Regions from separate parts of the Homo sapiens genome. Here region 1 is linked to region 2. A link is a contact called in ENCODE Hi-C or POLR2A ChIA-PET data. All regions are on one chromosome and are shown on one strand. The core of a region is the stretch at or near the end of the contact, and the rest is flanking DNA. Distances in the headings are between cores, read along the strand shown. Region 1 holds the start of LINC02980 (long intergenic non-protein coding RNA 2980). Region 2 holds the start of SLC17A3 (solute carrier family 17 member 3).

The links. Hi-C counts contacts between places; a loop is a spot of excess contacts on that map. ChIA-PET counts read pairs that join two places held with the same protein, here RNA polymerase II (POLR2A). Pooled maps may share reads with other maps.
Region 1: a loop to region 2 is called in a pooled map, with 2.0 times the contacts of the local background. The contact joins the promoter of LINC02980 here to the promoter of SLC17A3 in region 2. A Hi-C loop is called at or near these places in 4 of 168 maps with a recorded cell type or tissue (CD4-positive, alpha-beta T cell, CD4-positive, alpha-beta memory T cell, CD8-positive, alpha-beta T cell and 1 more), 3 of 37 single-sample maps with no recorded cell type and 10 of 50 pooled maps. POLR2A ChIA-PET finds 5 or more read pairs at or near these places in 3 of 52 experiments (CD4-positive, alpha-beta T cell, OCI-LY7 and naive thymus-derived CD4-positive, alpha-beta T cell).

The regions. Positions count from the first base shown.
Region 1 is chr6:25,991,320-25,994,438 of GRCh38, forward strand. LINC02980 (long intergenic non-protein coding RNA 2980) reads left to right here and starts at 1,348. Exons shown (of 3, transcript NR_186645.1): 1 at 1,348-1,599. RefSeq lists a silencer at 1,157-1,466 and an enhancer at 1,457-1,666.
Region 2 is chr6:25,872,352-25,875,653 of GRCh38, forward strand. It overlaps SLC17A3 (solute carrier family 17 member 3), which reads right to left and starts at 1,892. Exons shown (of 13, transcript NM_001098486.2): 1 at 1,816-1,892.

The DNA.
Region 1 (3,119 bases), core at 98-2,597, 120 kb after region 2:
GGGCCTTCCTTTCCTGAAATATAATATTGGGGCAATAGTCCCTGGTTCTTGTAAGGTGTTCAGGCACAAAACGCTAGGCATGTAACATACTAAATGAGGTTTTCCCAGTTAATTTATATGATTGCAAAGGACGTTCATATACACGGTCTGCTAAAGAATTCTGGGGCCAATTAATCTCTGTGGCATGATGGGTAAGTCGATCCCTTCTCTGGGCGTCTATTACTTCAGAAAAGGCATGAACTCAATTTTAGGGACCACACAAAAAAATTTATTCACTATCGTGTAGGACTTGGTCATTAGAGAGCTTTTGTTTCTTTTTTTTAAAATTTTTTTTAATTTTTATTTTCGTGTATGTGAATTTAATGGAGAGCTTTTAAATAACCAGATATTTAAATAACCAGATAATACAGATGCCCGGCCTGCTCCAGACAAATTAGAAAAGTATGTAGGTGAGGAGGGACCAGCCAGAAGGCGGTTTCAGCTCTGGAGTGACACTGAACGTACTTCTCTTCCAGGGATGTCACGAGGTGTCAATTTCTCTGGCCTTACCCAGGTCCATGCCCGCCCCCAGGGGCCCCAAGAATGACTTCAGCACCCCACCCCCACCTCCCTCTCCAGATGTGGGTCCTGGGAGCGTTCAAGGCCCGTCAGTCACTCGAGCCACCCCTTGGCGGCTGGACCAAATCTTGGGCTGCCGCCTGGATCTGCAGCTGGAAAGCGCCGTGACCACCGGTGTCCCCAGCTGGAGCAGGGCGGGCTGCACGACTCGCGAGGACGCCCTGAACCGCGGCTTCCTCTTTCATAGCCGCAGGACTCGTGGTCAGAAGGCCGACTCCAAGCCTCAGCGGATCCACGAAATGGCCTCTTTGAGGCTGTGGTGAAATTTAAGATACCCTTTCCCTGCCATTGTTACTGACGTACTTCAGCAAACAGGTTAAAGTTCTGAAAGGACGTGGTCACGACTTTATATTTCTTACAGATTTGTGTCTCATGTTTTGTGCGTAAAAACCATTCGTCCTCATTTGAGATTCTCATATCCGTAATTCAGTTATACATAAAACTGAATTCAGTTATATCATAAAATGTTCCCATGCGGGGAATGATTCGTTGGGGTCTCAGCCTGAGGCCAGACGCAGCAGAGAGATCGGGAGTTGGGGGATGGCGGGCGGGGAGCGGAGAGGAGGCCGCCCGCCGCCAGACTCAGGGTCCAGCAGAGCAGCAAATGCTCCCCGGCTCCCAGCCAGGGCGCAGCTGCTGGCCTGGGGCCGCCCCTCACGCCGCAGGAGCCCCGCCCGCAGCGCCGGCCCTGCCCCTGGCCTGTGAGGGCGCCAGCGCCCCCTACAGCTTGCAGTCGCCCTGCGCGCCTCCCCGCGAGGCTTGTTTTCTAGCGCCTCTGGTGGGCCGCCTCCCGCAGGCCTGGTGTGAGCCTGGGGTCCGTTCTCACAGCTGGATCTGGGGTCTGAATGCCGCGCCCTCTGGAGAGCCACAGATGGGTCTCCGCTGATGCTTCTCTCAATTTCCTCTAAGAGCGAGAGCTCCGGGAAAGGAGCCGATCCTGGTGGAAGACTACAGGTCTGAGTCCACTGGACGAAAAACGAGGTGCGTTAAGAGACCGCGGGAGTGGGGAAATGGGGAAGTGAGGGTGGGGACTGGGCAATGGGGGCGGGACGAGAGGTCTGGGGCTGGCGGGGACAGGGCTTAAGAGAGAGCCACCCCTCCTAGCCTTGAAGCTGTACCGAGCTTCCCTGTGATATTTTAAAATGCAAAAGTACAAAAATTGAAGTAATGGAACTATGCGTACGCACCTCCTAGATTTTTAAAGGTTAACGTGTGACTGTGTTTACTTCAGATGTTCCTGAAATAAATGAAAATGACCAGTTAAAATGAAGGAAGAACGCGCTTGCGTCCCTCCTAGAGGTCAAACACTCTTCTGAGGATAGGTTGTATGCTCTCAGCGCCTCTTTTTATTAAAAGTATTAAGAAGTACTTTTCCAAATATTAGATGTAGTGTGTCATATCATTTAAACGATTTTTTTTGTTTAAAATAGTCTTTTAAAAATAATCTTTTTATTTTTAGATTTTTTTGAGACAGAGTCTCGCTGTGTTGCTCAGGCTGGAGTGCAGTGGCGCCATCTCCCCTCACTGCAACCTCTGCCTCCCAGGTTCAAGTGATTCTCCTGCCTCAGACTCCCAAGTAGCTGGGATTAAAAGCGTGAGCCACCACACCCTACCAATTTTTGTATTTTAGTAGAGATGGGGTTTCACTATGTTGTCCAGGCTGGTCTCGAAATCATGACCTCCACTAATCCACCTACCTCGGCCTCCCAGAGTGCTGAGATTACAGGCATAAGCCACCGTGCCTGGCCACTTTAATCATTTTTGTTTTTGCATCTAGTCTAAGAAATTCTGCACTAAAATTCTGCACTATTTTCTTCTAAAATTTTAAAACATTTTCTATCTGTGTCTTTGTTAGATGTAGAAACTTTTGTGTATGATATGGGGTATAGCTATAATTTTATTTTTATTCCATATGAAAGCCAGTTTCTCAGCCCAGGTAATTGAATAGACCATCCTTTCTCCACCAACTCTTAAGGCTACTTCTGCTCTATTGTGTTCATAGTAGTTTCTAGGCTTTCTGTTTTGTTGTACTGATTTCTTCACCTATTTTTGCATCAAGGCTCTCCTCTTGGGGAAATAAAACAATCCTGCCAACCAAAGACCCCTCTGGATCCTCAAACACGCCATCAGCATGGAAGGCCGCTATGGCATAGCGAGAGATAAATAGGATTCAGGCAGTGCTGTCCTTACATCGCAATCATTCAGGTAGTTAGCAGGAGCATCAATCAGTACAGATATCCAGAGCTGATGGTCTTATTTGTATGAATGCCCAGTGCATATGGGATTGGAGGGGAGGGCTTGGAGTGGGATGAGGGGCTAGTGGGATCCAGAAAGGGGCTAGTCTTCAGGTCTTCCCTGGAGAGTATGTAATCTCTTATAACTAAGTGTTGATTTTTGTTTTGTTTGTACCTTCTTTAGATATTGAAGTATTCGCTAAGGCTTAACATGTAATATATTTAAATCTTCATATGAATACGTTTATCTGATAGATTTTGGTGAGA
Region 2 (3,302 bases), core at 642-3,141:
AGGCTACAAATTTGGGCTTAATTTATTGTTTTATGGACTTCTTGGGCTTAAGAAATTTATCAAACAATGTTCATCTAAGTGTGTGTGTCTGTGTGTGTGGGTGTGTTTGTATGTATACACACTACATATCTATATCCACAAAGACACAAAGACACACACTTACATAAACATATAGAAATAGATATGTAGTATGTATACTACATTCATTACTATATATATGTATATTTTATACATATATATATATTTATATATATAATGAATGCTTTTCAGGCATGAAAACCCTGAAACATGAGTCAGACTTCACTTCCCACTGATTTCCTTTGCAATGATGTGACCTCTTCTGCAAAGCATGGGTACTCTTGCTAAGATGACATCCTTCATACCCAGCCCTGCATCTGCATTGCCACTGCCTCTATTCATCAGTATCATCTCCAGTCTCCACAGACAGGTCAACGTCCCCTGATTCCATACCGATCTTCCCATTTGTCTCCTGACTTTTGAAAATATTAATACTTTTTAAAGCTATCTAAGGTTTCACATGACAGTCTACCACCTGCACACAGCTTGTACCAACACCCTATCTCTAAGTGAACCAGGATGTCACATCTTCTCCTGCCAGCAGGTGTGGTCTACCCACCTCACCATGACAGACACCTACTGCCATGGTAACCTCAAAACATTTCACTGACTTAAAAAGCTGGATTCAAGCTCTGCTGACCCTTCCCACACCCTGGGGCTATAACTAGAGGAAAGAGAAGTAATCTAGAGGGAAATCCCAAGGCACCCACAGGTGAGCCAAGAACAGGCTCAAGTAGCACAACATAGAAAATGCACTCTCATTATCTTCTCTTAAATGTGCCCTTCCAATCAGTCTTATAGCCTGTCTACACCTTGGCTTTACTCAAGTAAATCCCTTTTGTTTTAACAGCTCTCTTTATTTTCCACTAAAAAGCTATGCTGGTTATCTGGGTCAGAAACTATATATTGCACTCTGAGAAGTTTCTGGTCCAAAGCAGTGTTCATAGAGAACCACATTGAGGATCAGCTTTCAGTAGAGATGGTTAGTTTAAAGGCAGGGAGTGTTCTAACAGCATCTTCCCACACATCTGTGAAGTTGCAGCTGCCACAAAAAGTTGTACCTTCTCCATTCTGGCCTTGAGGACTCCCTGATTCCCTCCTTCCCACTGCCCTCAGCCCACCTACCATCTTCTGCTGACTCTGGTGACTGTCCCATTGCCTCATCTCTCCATTTCCTCTTCTATCCCTAGCCATTTTAGTTTGGTTAAATTTCACACCAACTCACTGGATCTTGATGCAGCATTTCTCCAGATGCTTTCTTGGACCAGAGCCACCCTAGCCATTGGTATAATAGAAATAATTATTATTGCCACTCTTATAAATTACTGCACCAGCCAGTCTACATCAATCCCAGATGGAGATATTACTGACCCTCTTCCTCCAGGTCACCCAGTTGGTAAATGAAAGAGATGATATTTGTTCAGAAGCCAGTTTGACCTGCAAAATTTTGCTTTTAAACACCTCGCAAGAGTGCCTATTTCTTGGAATTATCTTCCATAGCTGCTACTGTCTCCACTAGCTAGTTTCAAAGCATATGGATGATCAGATACAAAGCTTCAGCTTCCTGCCACTTCTCCCTCACTTTTGTCAGTCTTGTTAATATGGATTTTTACATTTTTCATTTTTATTTTTATCATATGAGGAAACTTGGGGTTGGGGAGTATATAAAAATTGTCCATTGCTATACAGAAAAGAGTTTTGGAGGTCTTCATCTCAATACCAAGAGAAGTGACTTACCGACTTAATGTCTGTGGAAGGGCTTCAAGTTGAACCCAGCGTTTCCTCCAAGCTTACTCCCTTGGACTTTTTGGAGCAGAGAGATGAGGATTCTTTGCCACCCTAGGGCTTAAGTTGCTAATCATTAATAAAAGTCATCAAACTACAAAGTTGACTCAGAAGGGCTTCTTGCCAAATAGGCTTTGAAGAAGCATTCGGAAATCCAGCCCAATCCCCTCTGCAGTTCTTTCTGCTTTTTGGCTGATGTAAGCTTCTCCACCTTCCCCTTGTGAGTGTCTCCTCAGGACCTCATAGGTGTCCTCTGGTTCAGACACTTGCATATAGCTATTTTGCTTTGCTTTGTGGTGTCTTCAATGTCTTTAGTCTTTTTTGAAAAGGTTAAAAAGAGATAAATTATAATTAAAGAGTTCAGTATTTTTGTGTTTTTTACTTTGCTATTTTTGATTTTCCCCCTTAATTGAAATTTTGTTAATTTTTTTCTTCTTTGAAATATGTGAATTGTAATATTATGGGTAAACTTGAACTTCATTCACTCTGTTGCTTTCTCTTTCCCTGGGTCCTTGTCCTTTTCTCAGCAAACCAAACCAAACCAAACCAAACAAGCCTGGCATAAATATAATATGATTTCTCCATTTTTTTCTATTCTTACTATTTATATGAGTATTCACAAACTATATGTAATAATGCTTTGTATTATTTCTAAATTTGCACACATGCTATCATGTAGCATTTATGGGCCATTCTGTAACCACTTTGGAAAATAAGTGGCATAAATTTGGCATACCTACATGTGCACAGTGAAGGCCAAACTCTTTCAGTTTCTTGTGGTTAACTCTTGCGCTAACACCCAGGAAGTCAAAAGCACTGTCACTGCTTTCCAAGAATGTGTATAGTTCTGCTTGTCCTTGTCTCATAGATGAGGCAAAGCCTTCAGACTCCTAGCTTTCTGTAGTTTATTTCCAGCTCTCTGAATGCCTTGGGTTCATAATCCAGACTCCTTTCTTTATATGAGCATTAGAGTCAGCCATGGAAATTTACACCTTGTTCTGTGCTTTAATGGCTTTCCTGGCCTTAGCTCATACTCATCACTTTGACTTTAAATCCCTTCTTACTTTATGGCCCTGAGGAGATCTCCTTTAGATTCTAAGTTTGACTCTTTATACCTATTTGAACTGTATTGTGAGAGGAGAGTGAGTAAACTACCTCTCAACACCCTGGCTGAGAAGTGGGAGCCTGGCAGTATATATCACAGATCAAGAATTCAGAAGGAGGAACCCGGGTCCTGGGGAGTCAGAGCTACCATTTACTGCGCATTTATTACATGTCATCCTCACAATGCTTTCAGGTAAGTTTTATTATATTCTTTATAACATAAAAGAAAAAAAACAGATTTCTTCCATCTGCACTTTAAGAATTTAAGTATGGAAAATTTAAGCCCGTTATCGTGTGGGGGTAGTGTCAATTTCACCTTTCTAGGTAAAAGATTT